2 separate regions of the Mus musculus genome follow, and region 1 is linked to region 2. The links are chromatin loops, found by intact Hi-C in ENCODE. Cell type or tissue: left cerebral cortex. All regions are shown on one strand. Links, peaks and the distances in the headings refer to the core of each region. The heading gives the core; the rest is flanking DNA.

Region 1 (8,356 bases), core at 2,053-7,052, 320 kb after region 2:
ACCAGTGGCTTATGGCCCTATCCCCACCCCACAACCTGACAAAATGAACATACAGATACTAGGACTGAGGAATGTAGCCCAGTGGTAGAGCTCTTGCCTTGCCTGCGTGAGGTCCTGGGTTCAAGTCCCAGCAAAAGCTCTCTATGCAGACACCAGTATCGAGACACACATACAAATAAAAAATGTTTTTCTACTGTAGTCTCAGAAAATCTTCTGAATGCAGCTATCATTACTGAGACTGCTTCCCACTGAAGCTAAAATGTACAGTGTTAAACCCAGGAGTAGGCCTAGAAATCAATGTGACAGACAGGATGTGCACATATAACTAGGCAGCAATGTAAAGGAAAGAGAATTTTCCATGTGATACTCAGAAGTTGTGAGAAATACAAGTGAAATACAAATTTAAGTCAAATACCACGCTAGAATATGGAGAGTGCACATATAAGCAACTACTGTCAAGAAAAGCAAATGTGTTTTATTGTCAAACCAAAGTCTTTAGAGATCATGTAATGAAGACTGTGGTCTTTCCCTACCCAAGTCATCCTGACAGAAATTTCTACAGGAAATATGTTTACTTCTCTACTCCTTATAAAATTCATGTTCCTAGCCAGGTGGGTGTGACACAGGCCTGTAACCTCAGCACTCAGGAGGCAGAGGCAGGCTGATCTTTGGGAATCTGAAGCCAGCCTGATCTACAGAGCGAGTTCCAGGACAGCCAGGGCTACATAGAGAGACACTGTCTTGAAAATAAACAAAGTTCCTTAGGGAAATGTGTTCATTTCTATAAACCCCACTTTCACGTGCCATTCTGGCGCTGTGTTCTGGGCACACAGCAAGCTCAGGTCAGGGGACTGCCTTTGCTTTTGCACATGGCACGCAAACAGCAGTCTGCTCAGCCCTCAGTGTGCTGAGAGCACAGCCTCTGAGACCTGGCATGCCTTGGGGAGATGCGATCAAGTCTCTCTTCGGTTTTACTCGACTTCCTTTCTCCCTCCCTTGAGAATCAGAGACACAAGTAGCTATTATCATAAAAAGATGCCATACCTTTGTGCTGGTTTCTGGCATTTTGGAGGGATTCTTCACATTGCACACAAGGTGCAAAACATGTCGCTTTTCCTGCTGATGTAACAAGAGACACCTCAGAGCCTGACTTCAAACACAAGCGCCCGACCCCACCCCAAAGCAAGAGCTAAGGGCTACAAATACCTTTGGAAGCAAATCTTGGAGACACTGGTGATCCAACAGCAGCTTCCCAGAATAAATTAACCTCTGGTCCTCTGGACGCTGATTGTAAAAGGAAAGAAAAGCACACATCAGCTTAGATTCGAACAAGTTTTTTTCCCCCCGCCACCACGGGAAGACCTTTTTTTTTTTTTTTTTAAGAAAAATTCTCATATATAAAACGTTTATTTAGGAAGTGCTTGACTTTAATCTCAAATATGCAAATAAATTTGGGAGGCAAATAACCCCCTAGCTCGTAAAAACTATGCCACACACTTTACTTCTTATTCACAGGGAAACTTCTTTCTGCTACTAAAAACACAAATTGTATTTCGTGCTTTGGCAGCAATGAACTCTAAAGCCAGAGAAAACTCAATTTACTTTTGGTCAGTCTTCTTCCATGCCACCCGATATTACCTGCTGCTAGAATCAAGAGTCCAACCCATATATTCTCCTCTATACCAGTGACTTTAAGGACACGGAGTCCATATGCCTTTATATAATTCTCATCTCTAAAATCAATTTTTAAATTTCTCCTAAGCCATATTTTTAAAAGTATGTCCTTAAAAGCAATGGCCTCAAATAATGGCTACCACCCCACAGGTCACCAGCCTGCACAACAGAATAACCCACTAAGCAAAACTTGGAATTAAGATGTTCCTTCCAAACAGCCTGAAATAAAAATTAAATTAAATTTTAAAAAAACCTGGGCTCATATCTAGACTCTCAGCACAAGGGTAACTGAGGCAGAAGTTTGAGGCCATCCCGGGATATGAATGAGCTGCAAGCAAATCTGGCTAGAGAGGCCCTATCTCAAAACGCTGCTCCCCAAAAGACCAGGAAAACTGTATCCACCTAGGCATGGTGGCACATGCCCACAAGCCTGGCACATGGTGAGGTAGAGGCAGAAAGAACAAGAGTTTATGGCCAGCCTCAGACTATTAGGAAGCCTTCATCTTCTTATCAACATCCATTAGGACTTTTGACACTACACCTAAAACACATATTGGATGCTGTGTTCCATGTTGTTTGGACTGCTTTACTGACAAATGCTGTGCACACCAATTTGCAAAATGCTGTTCTAAATGTGAAGCCAACCACCAGCAAATGGTAAAAACCAAACTGACCCTCTGTCCTCACCTGGAAGGCCAATTTGAAAATAAAATGTTAAGCAAATAACTATTATAAACTTTTATCATCACCCAATGATAAGTACTACTACAGAAAAAAAAAAAAAAAAAAAAAACCATGAACATGCCTTCTTCTTTAATTACTGAGAGACTCACACTATGTATAGCCCAGTCTGCAAGACATGCTCCTCCTGCTTTGGCCTCTCCAGTGACATATTACAGAAGCGCACCACTGCGTCCATTCCCGGTATTTTTGTAAGGTACAGATTTGTACACCCAGGAGACCTACTGGTATTTACCAGCTTAGGTCTTCAAATCCAAGGGGCCCAATGTTCCTCACCTGAGGAAAACAGGCCTCAAAACAGCTTTTACAAATGATGCAACCTGACCCGACAGGAGCATCATTTATGCACCTAACTGCCACCTCCCAACAAGAACACCTGGTTTCTTGAAAACAACCACGGAGATCCTACACACTGCCCCGACCAGTTCCAGGGGCTTAGACGCTTACACCCAAAGTGATAAAGTTCCTCGCCAATTCTAAAAGGAAAAGCCTTGTTTACTTTCCCGACAACTCGGAACAAAAACAAACTGAAACCCACGCGCCACTGCCGGTTGGAGCTCTAAGGCCACTGTTCAAAGTCCCCATCTGCAGCCACCCGATTGCCCTCTCCTGTCGGATCCAGAACTGTACTCGTGGACACTTACATAACATCAGAGAACAAAGTAAATACAGGAAGGTCCAGCGCACAGCCTCCGTCACGTGGCAGGGACCGGAGGGGTGGGCGGGGCTAGGGAGCTGTTGACAGATGTGTCAACCAAAGGGGGAGGGGGAGGGGTGGGGAACCCCACGGAACAAGAAAGTCTCCTAACTGACCCACGGTTGTCGTCAAATCAGACTCAGGGCTACTCCAGCTGCTGGCTTCCTTTCTCAGTCATCCTTCGCTAGAAAGTTAAGGGGGCTCCTCCCCGAGACTAAGTGCGGCGCGACAGGGAGGGGCGGTCAACGGAAGGCTGCAGGAGAAGAGCCATGTCTAGCCTATGGGCGTGGGACCTTCAGAAGTTGGTGACTGGGCACGCACCCCACCCTCTAGCCAATGGCCCAATCTGGCACATATACTGTCTGTCCTCGGTACACCCAGAAGTCTCGTTTGGCAACATTTACTTTTCTTATTTCTACCCATCAGATGCAAGCCGAACTGGGAACACCCAGTCAGTCACCTAGTAGTTTGTGGAGGGTCACTGGGACTCGGATGGGGAAATGACTCATTAAGGTCAAATTACTGTTTCCCTGGGAGGATGAGGAGAGGGTACAGGGACGTGGGGCAGATGTGTGACAGCCTTGGGAGTTAGGTGTAATGGGAGGTGAAGAGATGAGGGGCTAGAAGAGGGCAAGCGCGGACTGGTGGAGGCCCAGAAGAGATGACAAGCGCTAGGGCGAGCAGAGGGGCACAGGAGACGGTTGGGCAGGAAGGAGACTCGCGCCCTGTGGTGTGTGACAGGTGAGTTCAGGCAACCCTGCAGGCGTGGCACCCCGGGGTCCCACTCACCGGGCGCTCGGGGTAGACTCGGCTCAGGTGGGCCTTGAGGCGACTCACACTCCAACTGCGGTCGCCACTCAGCTCCAAGTCGCGGTGGCGCTGATTGGGACTCTTCACCAGCAGCGTGACCGGCTCGGGCTGTGGCTCGGGCTCCATGTCTGCGTCGCTGGCGGCTCGACTGCGCTCAGGGATGCCGAACGGGCGGCGACGCAGCCGTCTGAGACCACACAACGACACTTGGCGTCTTTGGGACACGCGCCCCCGTCTCGGGTACCTTTTATGGGCGCCCCGTGCCAGGGCTCCGCAGATAGCGCTCTCTGTGGCTGCCATCCATTGGCTGAGACAGAGGTCAGTGTCCAACGTGGCCCAATCAGCGCCCGGAGAAAGGCGGCGGAGAGGCGGGCTAAGCGCGGGGGTGCGGGCTGATGCAACCCGCCGTGGTTGCGTCATCCTGAGTCCCGACAGCGGCGCGGGAGCGGGTCTTCGGCGGCCATGTCAGGGTGCCCTCTGGGGCGCTGGTCCTGTTCAGGCTCCTTAGCGCGGGATGCGTGCGGTGCCTGAGCCTGGCGGCCTGCCTGACTCCCAAGATCAGCAGGCTCTGCAAATTGTGCCCTCACAAAGCGGCCCTCCGCCCTTTCTGACCCCAGGCGCCTGGGCATACGTCTGTCCGCTTGCATTTTCCCTGGTGGCTGCGCAGCCTGGCATCCAGGGAAGCCTTACGAACTAACCAGGCCTTAGAAGCGAAGAGAAACCAGGCCTGTGTTGCTCTGAGCTGAGAGGATGAAGGATTCGGGCACTTTCCAATGTGCCTGCAGCAAATTTAACGATGCATCAAGTGTGGAACATACCCCTTATAGTAATGGCACTAAGTGCCTCTTGATTGACAAACCCTCTAGGAGACACTGGAAAGGGTCATCATTTATGAACTAACAACATCTGCTGCTTTTAAATTGGGGTTGCGACAAGCACAGCAGTGGTCTCAGATACCTGAAATCTGACCAGAGGCAGTGCTCCAGTGTTTCCTCTGAGTTTGAAAAACAAAACTGGCATTGCTCCGGCCCATCTTTGTCCCAATCCTGTTGGGATACCTGGGTTTTCAGCCATGTCCAGAGCTTACAGAGGTCAGAGAGGTGATAGGAGAGTCCTGTTCGGGAGATGGTTATGTGAGTTTGTCACACAACCATAAGAAAGTGTCGTAAACTGGAGGCTCGAGCAACAGAAGTTTATTTTGAAGCTGTAGAGGCTGGAAGTCTGCGACCAGGGGTTAGGGCAGCATTGCTTTCTTTGGGGGCAGAATCTGTACCACTCTCCTAAGTTCTGCAGGTTTGCTAACTGTCCTTGGGACTTCTTAGCTTTGGGGAGTATTTTTCCAATCTCGAGCTTTCCGATCACATGGCATTCTCCGGGTGTGCACCTGTGTGCGTGCACATACACGGGTGTGAGTGTATCTGCATCATCTTTATGCGTATCTCTGTCCAGTCTCTCCCCTGCCCCCTTTATAAGGGTATCATTCGCATTGTCGTGGCTAAAGACCTCATCTTAACGATTATCTTTCACAAAGATATTTCTAAATGCCATCACATTCTGGGGCTGAGACGTCAGCGTCTCTCTGGAGGACACCCTGCACCTCACCGCAGCGGCATTTGCCAGTGGTCCACCAGGGACACGCCGCAGAACCTCAGCTGCTTTCCTTCCCAGGTTTTATGTTGAAGACCACTGAGGCCAGTGTGGTGTTACAACATAAAGGCCTGCATCAGGAGGCAGAAGCAGGCAGATCTTCAGAAACTAAAGGGCAGCTAGGAGGGCTCTGTCCCTTTGCATGAAGACTGGCCCCCCAGGGCATGTGATCTCTGCCACAGTGATCTTCACATTTGACTTAATACCCTGTTGTTTCTCTCTTAAAATTATTTTTGAAGATTTATGCTATTTGCGCGTGTGTATGTATCCCTGTGCCTGTATGTAGGCACAATGGTGCAGAGACCAGAAAAGAGTTTCCGACCGAGGTTCTCCTCCACATTTCCTTTGAGGCAGGGTCTCTCCCTGAACCTGGGGCTACTGCTTTCTCAGCGAGCCTGGAAGTGGCAAGCACCAGCAATCCTCCTGTCTCTCCACCACTCAGAGCTGGAATCACAGACGTTTGCAAGGGATGCCCAGTTTGTCCTGTGGGCGCTGGGATCTAAACTCTAGTCCTCAGGATTTTGAAAACGTGAGCCAACCCCCTGAGCCACCTCTCCCACTCCACCTTCTCTCTAAGACTCCCTTCATAGGACTAATACTTTCATTTTGCTCTGGGCCCCAGAAAGTTTGAAGCTTTCCCTACCTGATTCTTCTGAATGGGAAAACATAGCTAATTATGATATCGTAGGCTCGCTGGCTAGGAACTGCAAGTCGGGGAAGATTAGATAAGACAAGCAGAGACCTTGGGGAGACAGCTTCGAGAGACACGGGCCTCACTGGGCAAATGAAGTGTGCCTACAGAAAGCTTTCCCCTTGCCTTCAGGGACAAACCTCAGCATCCCTAAGAGAGCTTGTCCATTTCCACGAAGTACTACTGGGAAAGGATGGGCTTGGAATATCACTTGATGGTACCAGGCTTGTCTAACATTCATGAGGTTCTTGGTTTGAGCCTCAGTAGTGGAGGGGGGGTTGCTGGGGGGGGTTCTGTGTTGTTGACTTTACCTTCCCTCCCCCCAAGAAGAAAAGCACATCCAATTTGTTTCTGTCTTAAATTTTATCTCCCTGTGAAACAGCCCTCTCTGAAGGCTGGATTCTGCTTACAGTGTGTTTTGAAAAACACTTAATTTAGCTCAATAAATTGCCAAGGATAGAAAGATAAGCGTGATGTGACCTTGCTCTTCCTGGCCCTACAATTCCAAGGGGCAACAGCCATGGGACAGTGATAATAGAAATACAAAAGAGAATGCAAAAGCCTCAGGGTTTTTGTTTTGAATGCAGGGACTCCCCGTGTAGCCCAGACTGGTCTTGAACTTGTGATCCTTCAGCCTCAGCTTCTTAGGGTTAAAAGAGTGTGTGTGTGTGTGTGTGTGTGTGTGTGTGTGTCCGTGTCTGTGCATCTATGCGTCTGTCTGTGTATACTCATTCATGTATATGAACATGGATATGTGCCTGCCACAGCACTTATGTCAGAGGACAACCTCAGAGGATGGTCCTCACCTTCCACCTCCTTTAAGACAGGGTCTCTTGGTTCTTTCTTTGTTTCTGATGCTTCCAGGGATTTTTCTGTTTCTGCTTCCCATCTCTCCACGGGAGCACTGGGATTACAGAGACCAGATACAGCATCTGGCTTTATTAGAGTTCTGAGGATTCAAGCTCAGGTCCTTGTGCTTGAGGGGCAAGTACCTTACCTTCTGAGCCATCAACTCATTTTTGGAGGAGCTATGATTCCTCCAATTATATATATTATACATATGTGTATATATCACATATATATTACATAATATATATTGTTATATATGTCATATAATATAATATATAATAACATATAAATGTTATATATAACAATTAGCGGTTAATATCTATGGGACTAGTCAACTTTATACAGAATTTGTATAGGGGGTGGGGTATACCTCTGTGGTTAAACTAATGAGCCAAACTGCCTGTCTTCAAGCCCAACTTCTGCCACTAATCGTGTGGCCTTAGGAAGTTACTTAGCCTTTCCGTACCTAATTTTTCTTAGCTACTTAATTTTAATTATTAAAATTTCATACCACGACTGTGAGGCTGACACAGGATGCCATCATTGGGTTCTGGAGACAGACAGAGCCCAGTATCTGGTGAGGGCTCAGTGAATACTAACCATCAGTATTTGGAGAGCAGCAGTGACTCCAGCTGATTGGTTCTGAAACCAAAGTCACCCAGTGGATTCTTCTTCGAAGGGATGCCAGGATTTGAAAGTTTGCCTCCTCCAAACTCATCTTGAAACTTTAATTGCCATCGGAGGATATTGAGAGGTGCGGCTCTTAAGATCTGATTATGCCGTGATGTGAACTGACCGGACTCGATGATCACAGGTGTGGGTTCCTTCTCTCACTGTGGGCTCACACCCTCCCATGCTTATCTTGCTCCCCTCTTCTCCCTCCTCCCCTTCCATGAGAGGTAACTGAGAGAAGACTCCTGCCAGATACTGTCACCTATGTTGGGCAGAGTTGCTGTGACACTGGAGCAATTAGAGATGTTACAGGCAACCCTCTGATTGGACTGGTCTGTCCTAGTGTGCGGCTGCAGATCACTGGACAGCAGAGCCAGGAGTGGCCGGCAAAAAAAACCCTCATCTTTTTAAAAAGTTGTGTCAGGAGCCAAGCATAGTAGTACACACCCATAACCCCAGTGTTTGAGAAGCTGAAGAAAGAAGATCACCTGTCCAAGGCCAACTTGGCTACAAAACAATACCCTGTTTTCAAAATGGAAGCAAAACCCAAGTATTATGTGTCTGTACTGAACTGT
Region 2 (8,356 bases), core at 2,314-7,313:
GAAAAGGAAGGAAAGTGCTGGAAGGGTTTGGGAATGAGAAGATGGGAGGGAAGCTAGACATGTTTTGGGTTGCCTCTGATGAGGCAGGCAGGACAGCCTGGGGTTGGATTGGTGGGACTATAGGAAACCTCTTTGCAAGGTTGGCAGTCAGGACCTGCCCCACGGTGTTCCCCAGGTGGAGAAATGCAGCCTTGCATGCTTTGATGACCCTCCCCCCCACTTGTGGCCAGCATCCTCTGTGTGCCAGGCTGTCCAGTGTCCAGCTTGTCCTTACTTATCCACAGATTCGATTATAGAACCTACTTCTTGAAGGTGGGCAACCTGAGGCCGAGTCACCTCCCTCTAAGATCACAGAACTAGCAAACAGCAGAGGTAGGTGTGAACCTAGGGGTGTCCAGCCCACATGGCCCCACGGCCCTGCTTTGCAGAGTAGCAAACAAGAGCCTCCGCTGTTCCTGAGCATATCTTTCTGGGAGCCTCTCTTCTGAGGGTGATCAAAGGATTTCAGGGCACATTTAGCATTCCACAGAACTTGAAAGTAAACTCCTGGCTTTGAAACCATTCTGGTCACATGGAAACATTTCTGTCCATGTGACCCGATTCTAAGTGAAAAAACTGGGCCACAGTGGGGAGGAGGGGCAGGGTGACCTTGGAGGTCTCGGATAGATCTTGCCTCCTGTCTTAAAGACCTCTGCCTGCCTAGTCCACTTCATTATCAGACCTCCTGTCCCTCGGGGTGTCCGGCTTGCTTCCATGCAGTGACCGAGATGCCAGAATAGGGTCTTGGCACAGGTTTAGCTCTGGTGCCTGATGGCTTCTGACCTCTTCTGTCAGCCAAAGAAAGCAGACCCTGAGTACAAAAGCTTGGCCAGGCCACTGGGACAGCCATGCTGGGAAAAACCTCCCTATTCTTTCAGTCGCCTCCAATAATGAAAACAGTTCTAAAAATAGCCCTCCCAGGTCCAACCTGGCCATGACTCAGCAAGCTCTCATCCTTCAGAGTTTCTTCTCAGTGGGAAGAGACCCTGGGTGAGGCCGAGGCATCATAGGGTTTAGCGGGTAAAGACCCAAGGCTCTCCCTTGGGAGTCAGGCCTAGTGGTTCCTTCATGTAATCCCAACACAACTGGGGGCTGAGGCAGGAGAATTGCTGTGATTCGGGGACCAGTATAATTTACAGAATCAGATCTCTGTAAAAATAAAAAAAATTAAGCTAGTATTGTTACGCTAAAGAAAATCTGTTTTGCCATCTCCATGTTAATTACTGAAGTGGAGGGGCTGGAGAGATGGCTCAGCAGTTAAGACCGAGAAGAGACTGCCTAAGAGAACATCTAGCTTGGCAGTAGGCCACAGCATTCCTGAGGAAGCCTTTTTATTTTTCTCTTAATTATACATATGCACACGTTGGGGCCCTTGGAGGTCAGAAGAGGGTGTGGCATCTCCTGGAGCTGCAGATGTGGGTGTTGGGTACCAAATTCAGATACTCTAGAATAACAGAAAGCGCTCTTCACCACTGAGACATCTCTCCAGCCCCAACCCCACCTCCCAGGAGGGAGCTTTGATGCAGATGAATCAAATCCATTTATTAGCTGCCTGACTATCAGTGAGTTACTTGCCTCTCTAAGCTCCATTCTCTGCATCTGTCAAATAAGTGTAAATATACATATCATTGTGGTGCTGTTAGGATGGTGACGTCCATGGTGGCATTTGCTAAAACTCTGTTTCCTGCCACCCTTTCCTCTGGACAACAGTGCATCAAAAGCTGGTGTCATGGAAATGCAAGGAGTCCACCTCTCCGGGCCCTTGGCTGGATAATCACCAGGTACTGACCAGAGCTCAGTACGTCAAGAGCCACACAGGGACTTCCCCTGCTCTGATGGGCTTTCCGGGTCAGCCCCGGGACTTTCCTCCAAGCTGGGCAATGGCCTAAGCCAGGAGGCAGAGGCGAAGCTCTCCCTGTGGCTGGTGTGGCTCTTCAGGCTTCTGATTTAAGGAAAGAAGGTAATTTTGGCTTGGGCAGTCCAGGTTGGAATGAGGCACTGAGAAGCCTCCTCTGGGCCAGAAAGCAGTCACCTAAAACACGTACCAGGGGTGGCAGAGGAAGTGGCCGACCCTGGCCAGCGAGGCCCCTCTGTCCCGGCAGCTGCAGCAGGCTAATCTGTGTTCCAGACATGCCTTTCTCTGTCTGGTCTGTGCCCAGGAATGCTGGGGTTACTAAAGATGAGGTGATCCAAATGTGCTGGGCCCCCCACACCCAGGAGGACCTTGAGCAACTATGATTGAAGGAACAACTTCAACATCTGCCTGGAAGCCCCTGTCTCCTAATGGAAATGAGAACTCTGGCCCCTCCAAGGTCTCTGTGACTTCCTGCCTCTCTCTATTGACATCTTCTACAGTCCGGTGGTAGGGCCTGTCTGCTCTACAACTAGAACACAGCCTGTGCTCTCTCGGTTTGCTAGACCTGCCATCTTCCAGCCTGGCTCACCTCCCCAGACTCTCTGACTCCCACCTATTTCTCCATGAACAATTAAAGGGCTCCTTCTAAGGGGCCACCAGGACCTGCCCCAATCCCGCTTAAGACACTCTGGTGATACACTACAGACAAGGTAAAGCTAAAGTCCTTTCTCTAACACCCAGCCTGGTGTAACGATGCAAACTTAAGCCTCCTTCACTCTAATCTCAGTGTCTTGCTGACTTTGACATGCCACCTTTCCTACCAAGAGCACAGTTCTCTCTGCCTGAGAACCTTCGCATTTACTGGGTCTCTCATCAAATGTTCCTCCTCTCCCCATCAACACTGATTTTGTTTGCCTATATCCTTTTGAACTCACTGAAACCTTATCAAGCCTTTTGTACCAATGTCTGTAAAACCTCTAGCCATTCTTTATTGTTTTTCTCTCCCATCAATGTATTTTCTAACCATTCTTAATCATTTTTGGTTTGACACAGGATTTAGCCTGGAATTCACTATGTAGACTAGAACTCACACAGAGATCAACCTGCTTCTGCCTCCTGAGTGATGAGATTAAAAGCACGTATGGCTCTTAGTCGTTATTTTTTTGTTTGTTTTTATTTACCATCGTTATTATTGTGGGCACGGTATGCCATCCTTATTTATACCTTTGGAAATAACATGAGGAACAGCTTCTTTTGGGCTGAGGTTTTCTGTTTCCGTGAGCAAGTCTGAGGTTTGAGAAGGGGGCGAGAAGGAACAGAAAAAGGCAAGGGGCGGAGAGGAGCGATGAGTCACGAAATAACTGAAAGCGAGACGGCGCGGGGATAGGGGGCATCTGACCTGCATACTATTGTGTGTCAGGCACTGTGTGGGCACTGAAGACACGGCCAAAACCCGGATCAGACCGTGTCGCTGCGGGATTCATCTAAGCTAGAGTCTGAAACAAACCAGTAACCCTGCAAATGGGTCGCTGAGGTTTTGATCACCTTTAGGCAAGGGGACCAGGATTTTATGACGTCAACCGGGTCAGGGTAGCAAAGGCTAAGCACCGTTAGCTGCCGCGAATATACGGACCTGATTGCCACGTACCATAAAGACACGAAGGTGGGGATGCAAAAAAAAAAAAAAAAAAAAAAAGCAAGGATGCTGGCAGATCCGCAGGAAACAAGGATGAAGGGCACAGTTTCTGCATTCATTTAAAAGAAACTGCAGGTCTGGCGCCTTCTGAGTTTTCTAGCGAGTGGCGAGTGCCACCTGCCGGTCATTCGTAGTATTACATAGGGTGCTTGCTCCGCCCAGTGCAAAAAATCCCAGAAGCTACTTCATTACGCATGCGCACATTGAGAGGCTTACAAAGAGGACTGACTAGGCGCTCTGTTTCCAGTTGTCAGGATGGCCGAGCGGTCTAAGGCGCTGCGTTCAGGTCGCAGTCTCCCCTGGAGGCGTGGGTTCGAATCCCACTTCTGACAAGTTGCTCTTTTCTTCATAATTCAATTTATACATAAAGTGAATTAGGTAATAATTATCGACTCTTCATAATATACTCCTCTTCGTCGTTTTAAATGCTATTGTATACTTTTTAAAACTATCTTCTTACTACCTATTTCTTTGATTTGAAACTGTAAAAAGAATTCCAGGAGCGGGGGAGGGAGAGAATGATTATTCCCACTCTGGTGTCTCAAGCGCAGGTCTAGTTTTCAAATTTGCTTTTAATTTTTAGAGAGAATTACTGGAGGGGGAAAAAAAAAAACAGGAATTCTGTCAGAAGTGGGATTCGAACCCACGCCTCCAGGGGAGACTGCGACCTGAACGCAGCGCCTTAGACCGCTCGGCCATCCTGACATGAGAGTTGGTCCTTTTCATGTTCATTTTAGTTATTGGCACTCTGTAACACCACCGCTGCCACGCCACCACCACTACCCTACCCCACCATCACCCCGGTCGCACAGACACATGCTTGCTTGGCATCTACAGCCAGCGTTTCTCCTGCTTTGTGCAATGCAATGTCTACAGTCCAGTCTACCCAGGGTTTAAAAATCACCGGTTAGTAGCAGGGCGTGGCGAGCTTCATCTGTAATTCTAGCACGCAGTAATCTAAAGCAGAAAAATCGCCTCGAGTTCCAGACCAGCCTTTGCTATGGAGTTAGGCTCGATCTCAAATAAAATAAAATATTTTTTAAAAATAAATTAAAAACCCTAAATAAACAACAAGAAACACATACAGTGTTAACAAGACTCCCCCTCTTTCAAACGGACCTGTAGCTGTTTTCACTGGAAATGTCGCCAAAAACCTGTTTCTCTCACATTCTATAGAGAAGAACTATAGATGTAAATACAAGGACGAGCTACAGTTAACTGAATTCTAGACGACCCCCGGCTCCGCGCCACAGGATGCCCGAGGCGTCTTAGTAAGACAGACTGGCTGGAGATGGCCTGCCGGCAGGGGATGCTGTGAGCACAGCCATCGGCTTCAGAGAAAATGGAGATCTTAGGGAGAGAACTGTCGTCTGCCTTCAAAGCCCTGAAGGTGCCATCAGTCCTTGAGCCCTGGCTGGAGGATGTTGGTTTGTAAGGGCGTTGGAGGGTTAACGTAATGGGGCATCTGAGTAGATAGCCCGGTCACCAGAGACATTCACGACCAAGCTGGCCAGTCGCCCAGTAGAGAGGTGTTTTATTGCTGCTGTCAAAGTACCAAGCTTGTTTGTGTGGCTGGTTGGTTGATGGCTTTTGACCAGAATCTTGCTATGTCGTTCAGATTATCCTGGAACTTGCTATCCTCCTGTCTCAGCCTTCTGAATGCTACAACTATATACAGACATGTAAGTCACAGAGCCTAGTTTAATCCTAATTTTTTCAAGCCCCGCCCCCACCCACCCCCCCACTTCCTGCTATTTTCCACCATCAGTAAACAAGAGTTTCTACTTCATATTCTTTTGCCTCCCAGTTGAATTTGTGGTGAGACATATTCTGTTGTTGGTGTTTGTAGAGCTTTGTTGTTTTTTGAATCTATTGTTGTGTTGGAGTTGTGTGTGTGTGTGACTTTTTTTTTTTAATTTGTTTTTCTTTTTGGAACAGGGTCTCACATAGCCCAGGATGGCCTCAGAATCGTTAAGTAGTCGATGATGTCTTTGAACTCCATTCACTTAGGGTTACCCAGCCAGGACCGAACTCATGCTAAGCAAGTACTCTACCAACCTAGCTAGCTAGCTACAGCCTTCTCCTACAGATACATTATTGTCTCCTCTTCTCTTCTCTTCTCTTCTCTTCTCTTCTCTTCTCTTCTCTTCTCTTCTCTTCTCTTCTCCTCTCCTCTTCCTCTTCCTCTTCCTCTTCCTCTTCCTCTTCCTCTCCTCTCCTCCCCTCCCCTCTCCCCTCCTCTCTTTCCTTCCTTCCTTCCTTCCTTCCTTCCTTCCTTCCTTCCTTCCTTCGTTTTCTTCCTTCCTTTGTTTCTACCTTTCTTTCTTTCTTTCTTCCTTTCTTTTATTTTGTTTGTAAATGCATATTTAAGTCCTGGCTACATGAAAAAACTTTGTCTCCCAACAAAAATCCCAGCACTTGGGAAGCAGAGGCAGAGTTCAAGAGTTCAAGGCCAGCCTGGTCTACTGAGCTAGATCTTGGACAGCCAAGACCACACAGAGAAACGGGGGGGGGGGGGGGGGACGACGGGGGGGGGGGGGACGACGACACGGGACACACAGAAACACCAAAACAAGCAAAAAGTAACTTCTCAAAGTAAACTGTTTCTCAATTTAAAACCCATAATCGCAGCCATTAAGAGGTAAAGAACGGAGAATTAGGAGTTCAAGATTTTCCACCACTACAGAGTGAGTTTAAGATTAGCCTGGGCTACATGAGACATTATCTTTAAAAACGAACGAAAGGAAGGAAGGAAGGAAGGAAGGAAGGAAGGAAGGAAGGAAGGAAGGAAAAAGAGAAGAGAAGAAAAGAGGAAAAGAAAAAAGAAAAGAAGAGAAAAGAAAAGAAGAGAAGAGAAAAGAAAAGAACACCCCAGCATGAGGCTGGCTGGAAGTCAGTGTTAGCCTGTGGTAGGGTGACGAAGGACTAGTTAGTTACCCAAGGAGTTGGTTGTCATGCAGCAAGTCAAAGAGAGTGAAGCTCCTCTCCAAGTTTCCAAATTTCACCATGGAGGGGGGGGGGGGGGGAAGGTGGCTCAGTGGGAAACAATTTGATGTGCGAGTGTGAGGTGCTGTTTTAATACCAAGAACCTGGGCAAGCCTGTCTTGCTGCCTTAGGCACTACATCCAAGTGGCTCATAATTTTAAAAAATTCAGTATGTACACTAACCTCATTTTTGTTAAAGTAGATGAAAGGTTTTAAAAAAAATAAATGCATACAAGTGTCTTTATTTCTACACAGCTACACCAGTGAAAATTAAAAAACAAACAACAAAAAAAAAAAAAGAAAGAAAAAGATCTGAGAAAATTCATTCAAGTCTTAACAGCCATTTATTAAAGGGCACACCTGGGTCTGCAGAGGGGGCTGTGACTGGCAACAAACCATGAACGAATGAATTAATAATTAATAGTTAAATTGGAAAGAGTCAACCCCACACCACTAGCACAAGTGTGAGACTGTCAGTATATGTGCTAGCAGGAAACTTGGAAGTCTATAGGAAGAGTCATGTACGTTTCTTAGAACTAAAATCTAACTTAATGAAAATAGTGTTATTACCCATCTCTCAACACTCTTAGTTTGTCTTCTTGGTTTTGTTGAGTGTGGGTGGTGTATGGGGCAGACAGTTGAGGGTACAGGTGACCCTGCCCATAGGGACATGCGGGGAGGCCTGAGCAGAACACCTACTTCCTCTTCTATTAATCTCTGCCTTGTTGTTTTGAGACGGGCTCTCTCGATGAACCAAAGCTCATTTCTGGGGCTGGAGAGATAACTCAGCAGGTAAGAGCACTGAGTGCTCTTCCAGAGGTCCTGAGTTCAAATCCCAGCAACCACATGGTGGCTCACAACCATCTGTAATGGGATCTGATGCCCTCTTCTGTTGTGTCTGAAGACAGCTACAGTGTACTCACATACAATAAATAAATAAATAAATAAATAAATAAATAAATAAATAAATAAATAAAATCTAAAAAAAAACCCAAACCACTTATTTCTGGGTCAGCCCAATGACCTCTAGGGATCTGCCTTCTCTAATCCCCTAGTTTTGAAGTCATGGTCACTGATAGCCAGGCCCAGCTTTTGACCTGGATGCAAAGAATTCGAATCCAAGTCCTCATGTCTGCATAGTTAGTGCCTTATTCCCAGGTCTTGATGTTTTTTGTTTTTTAAAGATAATCTATTTTAATTAACCAATTCATTAGGGTTTTGTTGTTGTTATGAGTGTTTTTTGACTCTTTCTCTTTGTAGCCCTGGCTGTCCTGGAACTCACTATGTAGACCAGACTGGCAGAGAGCTTCCTGCCTCTGCCTCCTGAGCGCTCGAGTTAAAGGCTTGGGTCGCTATTCCTGGCCCTGCTGACATTTTGGAAACAAGGTTTTTCTATGTAGGCAAGGCTGGCCTGGAACTTAGGTTAATTCTCCTGCCTGTGTCTTTCAAGCAGTTGGGAATACAGGCCTTATACCACTAGGCCTGGCTCCTGGACTGATGTCCAACTGCTCTGTGAAGAATCCTAGTGGCCCTCCGATCCTGACAGGCTCGGAGTAGGGCTTTCACCAGACTAGAGACCTGTGCAGAACTAAACAGGGAACGCGCGGCTGGCCACAGGTGCTCTGAGGCCATCCCTGGGAAGAGCTGTCGAATCGATTCCCCACTCACAGCTGCCCGTCTGTCCCTGCTGTGCATTCCGACAATGCAGAGCTCTTCGTGGCCTCATCTGTGTGGATCTTGGTGGGTAGCTGGTTCTAGCCTCACTCTGATCGCCTCCTACA

Evidence for each region. Peaks named below come from ENCODE experiments on the same cell type or tissue, not always from the same donor. Only the 100,000 strongest peaks of a DNase experiment are listed, where the experiment ranks them.
Region 1: it touches region 2 in a loop (2.8-fold over the local background); 1 of 42 quality-filtered maps calls a loop at or near these places.

What each region holds. Positions count from the first base shown.
Region 1 is chr8:94,382,284-94,390,639 of GRCm38, reverse strand. It overlaps Herpud1 (homocysteine-inducible, endoplasmic reticulum stress-inducible, ubiquitin-like domain member 1), which reads right to left and starts at 4,211. Exons shown (of 8, transcript NM_022331.2): 1 at 3,902-4,211; 2 at 1,207-1,284; 3 at 1,045-1,119. The coding sequence starts at 4,048. In left cerebral cortex, for the core only: no CTCF peak of the experiment used is centred there; DNase peaks (open chromatin) are centred at 3,117, 4,253 and 4,790; H3K4me3 peaks cover 2,891 bases; H3K27ac peaks cover 2,628 bases.
Region 2 is chr8:94,699,570-94,707,925 of GRCm38, reverse strand. It overlaps n-TLcag5 (a tRNA gene), which reads right to left and starts at 4,295; the gene lies at 4,213-4,295. n-TLcag4 (a tRNA gene) reads left to right here and starts at 3,840; the gene lies at 3,840-3,922. In left cerebral cortex, for the core only: CTCF peaks have their summits at 3,722 (motif pointing left) and 4,889; DNase peaks (open chromatin) are centred at 3,319, 3,776, 4,370 and 4,901; H3K4me3 peaks cover 2,123 bases; H3K27ac peaks cover 2,515 bases.